2 separate regions of the Homo sapiens genome follow, and region 1 is linked to region 2. A link is a contact called in ENCODE Hi-C or POLR2A ChIA-PET data. All regions are on one chromosome and are shown on one strand. Each heading gives the region's core, a stretch centred on a gene start or an enhancer-like site at or near the end of the contact. The rest is flanking DNA. Distances are from core to core; before and after follow the strand shown. Region 1 overlaps SNX5 (sorting nexin 5). Region 2 overlaps LOC105372548 (a long non-coding RNA gene).

What was found. A loop is a pair of places that touch in the nucleus more often than their neighbours do. ChIA-PET counts read pairs that join two places held with the same protein, here RNA polymerase II (POLR2A). Pooled maps may share reads with other maps.
Region 1: a pooled map shows a loop between it and region 2 (3-fold over the local background). The contact joins two enhancer-like sites. A Hi-C loop is called at or near these places in 1 of 168 maps with a recorded cell type or tissue (HepG2) and 3 of 50 pooled maps. POLR2A ChIA-PET finds 5 or more read pairs at or near these places in 4 of 52 experiments (AG04450, H1, HepG2 and 1 more).

Annotation. Positions count from the first base shown.
Region 1 is chr20:17,937,563-17,942,326 of GRCh38, reverse strand. It overlaps SNX5 (sorting nexin 5), which reads left to right. Exons shown (of 13, transcript NM_014426.4): 13 at 1-727. Among named protein-coding and RNA genes, the nearest start is that of SNORD17, 23 kb to the left of the region's middle. RefSeq lists enhancers at 1,243-1,834, 1,810-1,899, 1,930-2,019, 3,260-3,389, 3,022-3,615. Within about 2 kb of position 3,151, at least 11 of the 41 ENCODE cell types and tissues checked have a DNase peak (open chromatin) inside an H3K27ac peak, as active enhancers do.
Region 2 is chr20:17,875,846-17,881,051 of GRCh38, reverse strand. It overlaps LOC105372548 (a long non-coding RNA gene), which reads right to left. Exons shown (of 4, transcript XR_937297.3): 3 at 2,671-2,797. Among named protein-coding and RNA genes, the nearest start is that of SNORD17, 84 kb to the left of the region's middle. RefSeq lists an enhancer at 4,297-5,199. Within about 2 kb of position 1,836, at least 4 of the 41 ENCODE cell types and tissues checked have a DNase peak (open chromatin) inside an H3K27ac peak, as active enhancers do.

The DNA of each region.
Region 1 (4,764 bases), core at 1,902-4,401, 60 kb before region 2:
TGTGAAAGAAAGCCAAGCATCACTTGCACTTAAATCATTACCACGGAAGATATATTAGCTTCAACTTTAGTTTAAAATTATGTGAATAAATATTTTGATTTCTACAAATCTTAACATTTAACCATGTTGGTTTAAAAATATTATTGCTTGCTACTTGGACATAACTAATTTTTCCTTGTGCATTTAATACCTCTGGGCAGAATCCAAATACTGGGTTCTCCCGTAGTTCGTCTTTAGTTACTAAGAAAGGGTGTAGGACACATTAGCCTTCTGGAAACAAGTAGAAGCCATCACCTGGCCCATGTCCCTACAAACCCATGATTGTCAGGGAGGTGCCAGTTACAGCAGGTGATTCAGCTACTTGAGGTCGGTAACAGACCTTCCATTCCTCACTGAAGGTGGGGTTTGTGTTTTTGTTTTGCCCTGTTACTCCACTGGTAGTCATCTGGTGTTTGTACTATAACAACAGCAAGAAAATCTCATTTATCTTTATATACTCTTTGCACCTCCTTTTTTTAGTCGAGATATAAATATTTGAGGGGAGAGAAATATCTACAGGTATATATGGAAACAAATAATGTGGTCTGCTTTATAAGATGGCCAGATCTACATTAGGAAAAGTATAAGCCCCCTCCCTAATGGCCGCTGGGGGGTGAGGGCGGTGTGTTGTATGTCTTTGGGTGTTTGTTTTTTTATAAAGCATATAATAAAATAATCGTGCTACTAATGTACGGCCTGTTTTCGTGGAAACTACAACCAGAGTGTGTCCCAGGAGTGCAGGTGGTGCTAGGGTTTGGCTGTGGTTACAGGGTTTTCAGGTTCTGCCCAGAGTCCTGGGGGCGGTCAGGGGAAATTTGTCCTAGTCTTGACATTCTTAAGTACTCCAGGCCTTTTTTAGATGGTCTCTAAATGTGGGTTTGTCTGTTTGCTCCTGACCTGATGGAGGTTTGCATTTTGGCCAGGGCCTTTACCATAGGGCAGTGGTCCCCAGTCTCAGGTCCATGGCTTGTTAGGAAGAGGTGAGCCAGCATTGCCGCCTGAGGTTCGCCTCCTGTCAGATTAGCAGCAGCATTAGATTCTCATAGGAGTGCAAACCCAGTATTGTGAACTGGGCATGCAACAGGTCTAGGTTGTGCGCTCCTTAGGAGAATCAAATGCCTGATGATCTGATGTGGAATGGTTTCATCTGGAAGCCATCCCTTTCCACACCCCACCTTGTCCATGGAAAAATTGTCTTCCACGAAACCACTCCCTGGTGCCAATGACATGTCTTCAGGAGTTGTGTGTCTATTCCTTTGTTGATGACTGAGCACTTAGGGTGGTAATCTCCTTTACCTTTCTAATAAGTAATTCATGGTAAGACCATGAGACTAAAAACATTTTACCCACCACATTTAGCATCTGTTACAGCCAACTGGTATGAGGGTTGCAGAACTGATTTCAATACATACAGGGAGCATGTTTCTTAACATTTATCTGGTCTTCGTGTCTTGCCTCCCCAGCTATTTACAGGCGGCCACAGTGCCTTCTACCTTCACAGTACATACTTGGGAAACGGTGCACAAAATGAGTGAATTTAAACTTGGCAGTTGTAACTTCAGTCTGGGCTCCTAACCAAATCTGTCCTTCCTACCCATCTCCCCCATAATGTCCACAGCAGCCACCCACACACGCCCAGCATTCTGTTAGTGTAGAGCCAGCACTCCTGCAGTCAGGTTCCTGGGCCGCAGTGCTTGAGCACCAGTGTGATCAGCCCTGATTGGTGGAGCTCTGGCTGTTGGCCTCGGGGCCTTGGTGCATTTTCTTGAGACTAAACCTTGTCAAATGGACAGCAGAGGCATGAATCTTGAGTGCTGGGTCTGCTGCTCACCAAGTGATCTAGGCTGCCTCTCTCAGCTGACTGATCTGTGAGCTGGAGTCAGCACTTCAGAGGCCCCTCAAATTAGTTTTATGCCAGCAATCTCTAATACAGCCTTCATGGATGGTATGATTGTAGATGTTTTACCTGCTGTATTTGTTCCAAGGCTTTTCATTAAATTGCACCTGACAGTCACTTAGGAAATTTGAGGCACTCTGGGTCAGGGATGTAGTCACCTTTCCCCTTCTGTCAGTCACCTAGTGAGTTGCTACCTTTACCTGTATGTGAGGGTGCATTCATAGTGGTCTGGGGTGGGGGGATGGGTTTAGATGCTGACTGCGACCTGTGTGGTGTGCTGAGACCTGGAAAGGCAGGCAGGCACTTGGCAGCAGGAGGAACAGCATCAGGTGGGAATCCACAGCTATCTTGCTGGAGTGCAGGAGAGCATAGGTCCCACATTGAGAAATGGGAATTTGGGTCACTTCAGGGTGATGTGTGGAGAGGCTTTTGCTGTGTGCTTGTATGGTTCTGAGAACTAGTGATCCTCCAGGAAAACCCATGTGGGTGCACAATTCATAGGGAACCCTTGAAGGTTTCTAGAAATGGGAATGGGAAGTGGTTTCAGATGGGCTGCCTTAAGGCATCCAGGCCAAAAAGGCTGTGACTTGCCCAAGGCACGGCTGAGAAAGTTGCCTCGTGGCACACGCAAAACTGCACAGTTCACATGTCATACGATTTCATTAAAAGCTAGGATCCAGCCTGAGAAACAGCGCAACCGTGTCTACAAAAAATGCTAACCTACAGTGGTGGCATACACCTGGAGGGCTGAGGTGGTGGGAGGACTGCTTGTGCCCAGGAGTTCAAGGCTGTAGTAAGTTAAAATCACACCACTGTACTCCAGACTAGACAACAGGGACAACTGCCATCCACCTCCCCTCTCCCCGCCCTCCCCCACTCTGAAAAGCAAAATTAGGAGATTGTCACGAGGAAGGAAAGCACACCCCTGGTCTGTGAAGCCGTTGAGGTCATGTCAGACCACTGGGGTCGTTTGTGGTGACAGAGCACAAGCATTTGGCCAGTTCACCACCCAACACATTCACTTGTGCCATCTCAGGGTTTAGGGGTCTGTTTTCTGAACATTTGCCTTGCGCACCTTTTCTTTGTGAGGTTTCTTTGTGGTAATTCCCAGGCTCAGCTCTGTGAAGGGCGATTTCCGTTTGGAAGGAAACCTTGCACCATCCGCTTTCTGCCTGTAGGCGGCAGGGGCGACCCAGCACAGCCACCTGCCCACCCACAGCTGAGCAGGAGCCTGGTATCCCCGCAGAGCTGCTCAGATTATCAGCTTATAGCTAAGGTAGCAGGAAGAGAAATGTCAGGCTACTTGAGAGTTAAGTAGTTCTGAATGGTGTTTTCCCAGACCAGCAGTCCCCTCCAGGATTCCTGCGGGCTTCAGGTTTCTGGTTACCCAAGACACAACCTCCATTGCTGAGGCCATGCTGTTCGAGAACTCCCCATCTGAGCCTGGTGTCAAAACAGTTGTGATGTTGATGGGGGTTCACAGCCAGGCCATGTGATGTGTCTGGAAGGAAGTTGGGGGTGGTGGACAACATTTGGGCAGTGATCAGTTATGTCCTTTAGACACAGCTGGGTCTGCAAGGTCCAGGGGACGCCCTTCCCCATCCACTCCTCGCACATACACAAGGTGCCCCTTGCGTGGGTGAGCTGCCCACAGTGATTTCTTATTGGAGGTTTGGTTTGTCACCATTCAAAACCATTGACTTTTTTGGTTTTAATGTTTATTTCTAACTTTAATACATGTAGGGATTTAATGAAGTCCCCACATCTTGTAAAACAAAATAACAGTAAAATACCACATCTCAAGAATAAGTTATTAAATGTTTCTAGATTTTTTTCCTATCCGAATAGGAATTGTTTACAAAAAACGATTCAGGATGCCAGCATTGGGGTTGGATTCTGGAGGTTTTCTGCTGTTGGTTCTCTCTCTCCGTGGAGATCCATGGAGGAGTTTTCCTGAGGCCCCAAAACAGCTCTTTTGCATCTTTGTCCTTCCACGGCCTGCTTCCCATGAGGAAGAGGTGAGGGCCCCCTGCAGACAAGCACAGAGGCCCTGAGCCTCCCAGCCTCTTCCCTGCCTTCAGCAACCACCCCACCCAACCAAAGTCTTCATTAGCTAGAAGTTGTGAATGGTTTAGGTAGCTGTTTGGGAGGATTTTAATTTTTAATTGAGCCTTTCTTTTTTTTGGTTGGTTGGTTGTTTCTGAGACAGGGTCTCACTGTTGCCCAGGCTGGAGTGCAGTGGTGCGGTCATGGCTCATGACAGCCTCCAGCTCCTGGGCTGAAGCCATCCTCCCACCTCAGCCTCCCAAGTAACTGGGATTACAGGCACACGCCACCATGCCTGAGTAATTTTTTTAAAAAAATCTTTGTAGAGACGGGTCTTGTTATATTGCCCTGGGTGGTCTTGAACTCCTGGCCTCAAACAGTCCTCCCATCTCAGCCTCCCAAAACGGGATTACAGGCATGAGCCACTGCCCAACTGGGCCTGCCTTATTTTTTAATACATGCTTTACAAACCTCCTTTAAAGCTTCTTAAGTTGTGGGACCTGTAATATTCAGGCCAGGAAAATAACAGCCTGTAATCCTAGTCCACAGCCACTTCTGATAGTTGCCTTCCAGCTCTTATCCACGTTCATTAATACATTTGGTGTGTCCTCAGCTAAAGGAACAAAGGCCTGTTTGGGGGGATTTTTCGCATCAGTCAAAGGGTAGGGATTTGGGGGTTTGGGGTATAGAGTTTCCACTGAAACTTGCTGCAAGGAAATGGAGCAGGAGACTGGCCAGCTGCTTGGGTTTCAGGAACTGTTTATGAACGGCCTTACTTTTTA
Region 2 (5,206 bases), core at 587-3,086:
TCACACCTATATATATGTATCTACACACATTTACCTACATATAGTTTTATGTAAATGGGATCATAATGTACATATTATATGTCTGTGTGTGTATATATATTTAACAATATATTAAGTTTTGGGCAGTTCAAGGTCCAGGACCTATAGATTTATTTCACTAATTCTGACAGTTGCATGGAGTTCCATTGCACTTTAAACCATCATAAATGACTGACCCAGTCCCCTGTAGCTGCATGTGGCAGCGGCTGCCACATGTTCACTCTTAAAAACAAGGCCATGGGGTCTGGGCGCGGTGGCTCATGCCTGTAATCCTAGCACTGTGAGAGGCTGAGACAGGCATATCACCTGAGGTCAGGAGTTCGAGACCAGCCTGGCCAAGATGGCAAAACCCCATCTCTACTAAAAATACAAAAATTAGTCAAGTGTCGTGGCAGGCACCTGTAATCCCAGCTACTCAGGAGGCTGAGGCTGGAGAATCGCTTGAACCTGAGAGACAGAGGTTTTAGTGAGCCGAGATTGTGCCACTGCACTCCAGCCTGGGTGACAGAGAGAGACTCTGTCTCAAAAAAACAAACAAACAAAAAACAAGGCTATGGTGAACATTCCTACAGATACACCTTTGGTGGGGAGGGCAATCCTGGGTTTCCTGTTCCCTTGTTTATAACGGAGGGGCTGAAACGTTCAGAAGCCCCGAGCAGTGGGCAGTTAGATGGGGGCATATTTCAACCCCTGGGGTTGAAGTGGTTGTTCCCAAACCTGACTGTATTTTCATTCTCCGAGGCACGTGTTGAATATCCCAACCCAAATCTCCGGGGACCCAGTCACCCTGCTGCCCTTTGCACAGGCCCCAGAGACTTGTTCTTTTTTTTTTTTTTTTTTTTAATTTTTGTTTGTAGAGATAGGGTCTTGCCATGCTGCTCAGGCTGGCCTTGAATGCCTGGGCTCGTGATCCTCCTGCCTTGGCCTCCCAAAGCGCTGGGAGTATAGGTGTGAGCCACCGAGCCCAGCTGACTTGCTTCTTTAAATTAGTTCCTAGCAGACCCACTTGTGCTTTCCTCCTTTGCCTCTGGCCCTGGGTGTCCTCTCTGAGAAGGGACAACGACAGCGCTCTGCTCTGAGGAGCTGGCTCAGTTGCCTGTCACTTGGATGATGCCTCGTGCCATAGCTTTGGACATCTCCATCAGCACTGCGTCCCCTGCCTTGCAGCACCTGACATAATGGCAGGTGCCCAACAAGTATCTTTGCATTGGATGAAAAGTCTTCTTGGCCAGGCGCAGCGGCTCACACCTGTAAACCCAGCACTTTGGGAGGCCGAGGTGGACAGATCACCTGACGTCAGGAGTTCAAGACCAGCCTGGCCAACATGGTGAAACCCTGTCTCTACTAAAAATACAAAAATTAGCCGGGTGTGGTGGTGGGTGCCTGTAATCCCAGCTACTTGGGAAGCTGAGACAGGAGAATCTCTTGAACCCAGGAGGCGGAGGTTTTAGTGAGCCGAGATCACACCACTGCACTCCAGCCTGGGCAACAAAGAGCGAAACTCTGTCTCAAAAAAAAAAAAAAAAAAAGAAAAGAAAAGTAGTTTCACATCCTTTTTTTTAAATTTCCCCTCAACATTTTATTATAAAGATTTTCAAACACACAGAAAAGTTGAATGCATTTTCCAGTGAACACCCACATATGTACCCCCTAGATGGCATTTTACTGTATCTCTTCATCACACAGCTCTGCATCTACCCATTACTTCATCTTATTGTTTTCCACCTTTCAAGGGGAGCCACAAACCTCAGTACACTTCACTCCCAAAGGTCTCCACATGTATATCATTAAGTAGCATTCAGGAATGCCTTTATAGTTCATTTTAGGTAAAATTTACATAGAGTGAAATGTTCCAATCTTAAGTGCACCATTTGCTGGATTGTGACAAATGCAGACATCTGTTAAATCAGACTCCTCCCAAGGGAAGGATGTTCCCGTCCCCTCAGAAGGTTCCTTCGTGTCCCTTGCCAGTCAGGCCACCCCCACACTGCCCCCTGCGGCAACCCCTGTTCAGGTTTTTATTTCATTATAGATGAGTGTTTCCTGTTCTAAAACTTCTTAGAAATGATTTGTACTGCAGGTGCCCTTCTGAATTCTGGCTTCTTTCCCTCCCTGTAGCGATTCTGAAATCTGTCCTCGTTGCTGTGGGTTTCAGTAGCTTGTCCCCTGCTGTTGCTGAGCGGGGTCCCCCTGTGTGCATGTACCTACCATGGGGTGTTCATCCCTCCCACTCTGTATCACTCAGCACACATTAAAACACCCTTATATACTATCTCTCACTCAACTCAATTTGCCTGAGGTCCCACTGCCAATTCAAGGGCAGTCAGGATTTGTCTCTATGTTTCCAGGCAGGGAACCCATCCAAAGGTCACCGATGAAGACCTGCCCAATCTTACTGGCCCTCCGGTGGCCTCTACTCAATCTGCCCCCTGCCCCAGCCAGCACTGCAGGGCTTCCTGACGGTGGTGGGTACGTTGGCTGCCTCGGCTTCCTCTCCTCATGTTCCCCCTTCAATTCACTGCAGGCTGGCTTTGGCTGCCCCTTCCCATCTTATCAGTCCTCCTAGTAACATCCAACGCGGCCACCCCCGCTGCTCAGAGAAACCTCCCCTCTGTTGCCCTCTGTGCTCACCCGCCTGCCTCCACGGCTGCTGCGACTCAGTTTCCTTGGCTGTCCCTCCTCTCGGTGACCTTCAGCGTTGAGGAGTCTTCAAGGTCTAGCTCTGGACAGTTGTCTCTGCTCTCTGAACTCTCACTTCCTACAAGGTTGCATCCAGAACCATGGCTTTAAATTCCACCCAGGTGCTGGTAACGCCACAGCCAGACCTTCCCTTAATTCCGGAATCTCCAGGCTTGGATAACCATAATCTCCACTTCAGGCTCAAATAATCCTCCCAAATTTAACAGCACCAGAAACAGAAGCCTTGGTTCCCCTCTCTAGTCTGATCCTGCCCTGCCCTCCCATCCCCAGTAAGTGGTCCCATGAACCCAGAGGTAGCTCAAGCCTGAAGCCTGGGGGTTGTTCTTGATTTCTCCCATGTCCTTGTCTCCTACATCTAACTTATTACCAATCCACAGAGCATCCATCTCCAAATCACATGCTTTTTTTAAACCATAGTGTGGAGGTATGATTGACACACAAAAAGCTGTAGGTTTTTTTTTTGTTTGTTTTGAGACGGAACTTTGCTCTGTCTCCCAGGCTGGAGTGCAGTGGTGTGATCTCGGCTTGCTGCAACCTCCACCTCCCAGGTTCAAATGATTCTCATACCTCAGCCTCCCGAGTAGCTGGGATTACAGGCATGAGCCACCATGCCTGGCTAATTTTTGCATTTTTAGTAGAGATGGGGTTTTACCATGTTGCCCAGGTGGTCTCAAACTCCTGACCTCAAGTGATCCACCCGCCATGGCCTCCCAAAGTGCTGGGATTACAGGCATGAGCCACCACGCCCAGCCTGTAGATATTTAATGTATACAACTTGATGGATGGAGATATGTACACACCTGCGAAAACATTCATCAAGGCCATAAACTTATCCATCACTCTAAGTGTCCTTCCGTCTCCTCTGTTTCTTTTTCATTTCCTTATGTGGTAAGAGGACTAAACATGAGATCTACTCTGTTAGCAAATGTGTAAGTGTACAGTACAGTATTGTTAATCACAGGCCCTAGTTGTACAGTAGATCTCCAGAATGTATTCATCCTGCGTAACTGAGACATTGTACCCTTTGACCAACATCACTCTGTTTCCCCCTCTTCCCAGTCCCTGGCAATCATCATTCTACTTTCTGCTTCTATGAGTTTGGCTGTTTTCCGTTCCATGTATAAGAGAGAAAGAGCAGTATTTGATTTTCTCTGTCTGAGTTACTTCAGGATCTCATCATGTCCTCCAGGTCCATCCATGTTGTCACAAATGGCAGGATTGATCCCTCTCTCCCTTCCTTCCTTCCCTCCTTTCTTCTTTCTTTCTCTTTTTTAGATACCGGGTCTCGCTCTGTTGCCCAGGCTGGAATGCAACAGTGCTGTCATAGCTCAGGGCAGCCTCCAGCTCCTGGGCTCAAGTGATCCTCCTGCCTCATCCTCTTGAGCAGTTCAAACTACAGGCATGCGCCATGATACCCGGCTAATTTTTAAATTTTTTGTAGAGACAGGATCTTGCTTTGTTGCCCAGGCTGGTCTCAAACTTCTGGTTTCAAGTGATTGATTCTCCTGCCTTGGCCTCCCAAAGTGCTGGGATTACAGGTGTGACCAACCACCCTGGCCCTGGATTTCCTTCTTTTTAAATGTCGAATAATATTCCCTCATAGGTGTATACTACAATTTCTTTATCCATTTTTCCACTGACGGACATTTAGGTTGTTTCCAGATCTTGGCCATTTGTGAGTAACACCGCAATGAACCTGGGTGCGCAGATATCATCTCTTCAAGATCCTGATTTCAGTTCCTTCAAATACAATCTTAAACCTCTCCCCTTCTTTACCCCCACTGCCACTGCCCTAGTCCTTGGGCCATGCTTAAACTACAAGTATTTCTGGTTTATCTGTAATTCAGATGTAACTGGCTGCCCTGCCTGTGAGGGGCTGCAGCCGGCTAGCACCTCCTCTCTAACCTCGTCCCCACTATGGAGTTCCTGTTCCTGCTACCCAGGCCAGGCGGGCTCAGAGTGAGCCAGGACAACCCCCTGCCTCCGCTTCTTTCCCCCTGCCTCCGCTTCTTTCCCCCTGCAGGCATCTGAGGGGGAAGCAGATCCTCTGCAACCGCGAGATCTGAGATGTCTCCGCTGCTCAGGCAGAGCGGGGTCTCTGCCCTACTGCTCAGACACAGGCGTTCCACTTGGCTTGCTGTCAAGAGACTGACTCCAGAGCTCTGATTTTAAGGATCGAGGAGACTGACATCTGTGAGGATCCCAGCAGAGGGCCTGCCTGGCTTACTCGGGGCCAGTACATGGCAGTGCCCCCTTGGTCCTCCTCATGCCTGCTTCCCCCTGGGCACAGACAGGGGCTGGGCTGGTGAGGAAGCCATTCTCCAGGGGGAGCAGATCTGACAGGACTCATTTCTCCTCTCCCTGAGCAGGCTTCTTTTAAAACTACTGCATGTTTGGCCAGGTACCGTGGTTCATGCCTGTAATCTCAGAACTTTGGGAGGCTAAGGTGGGTGGATCAGCCTGGGCA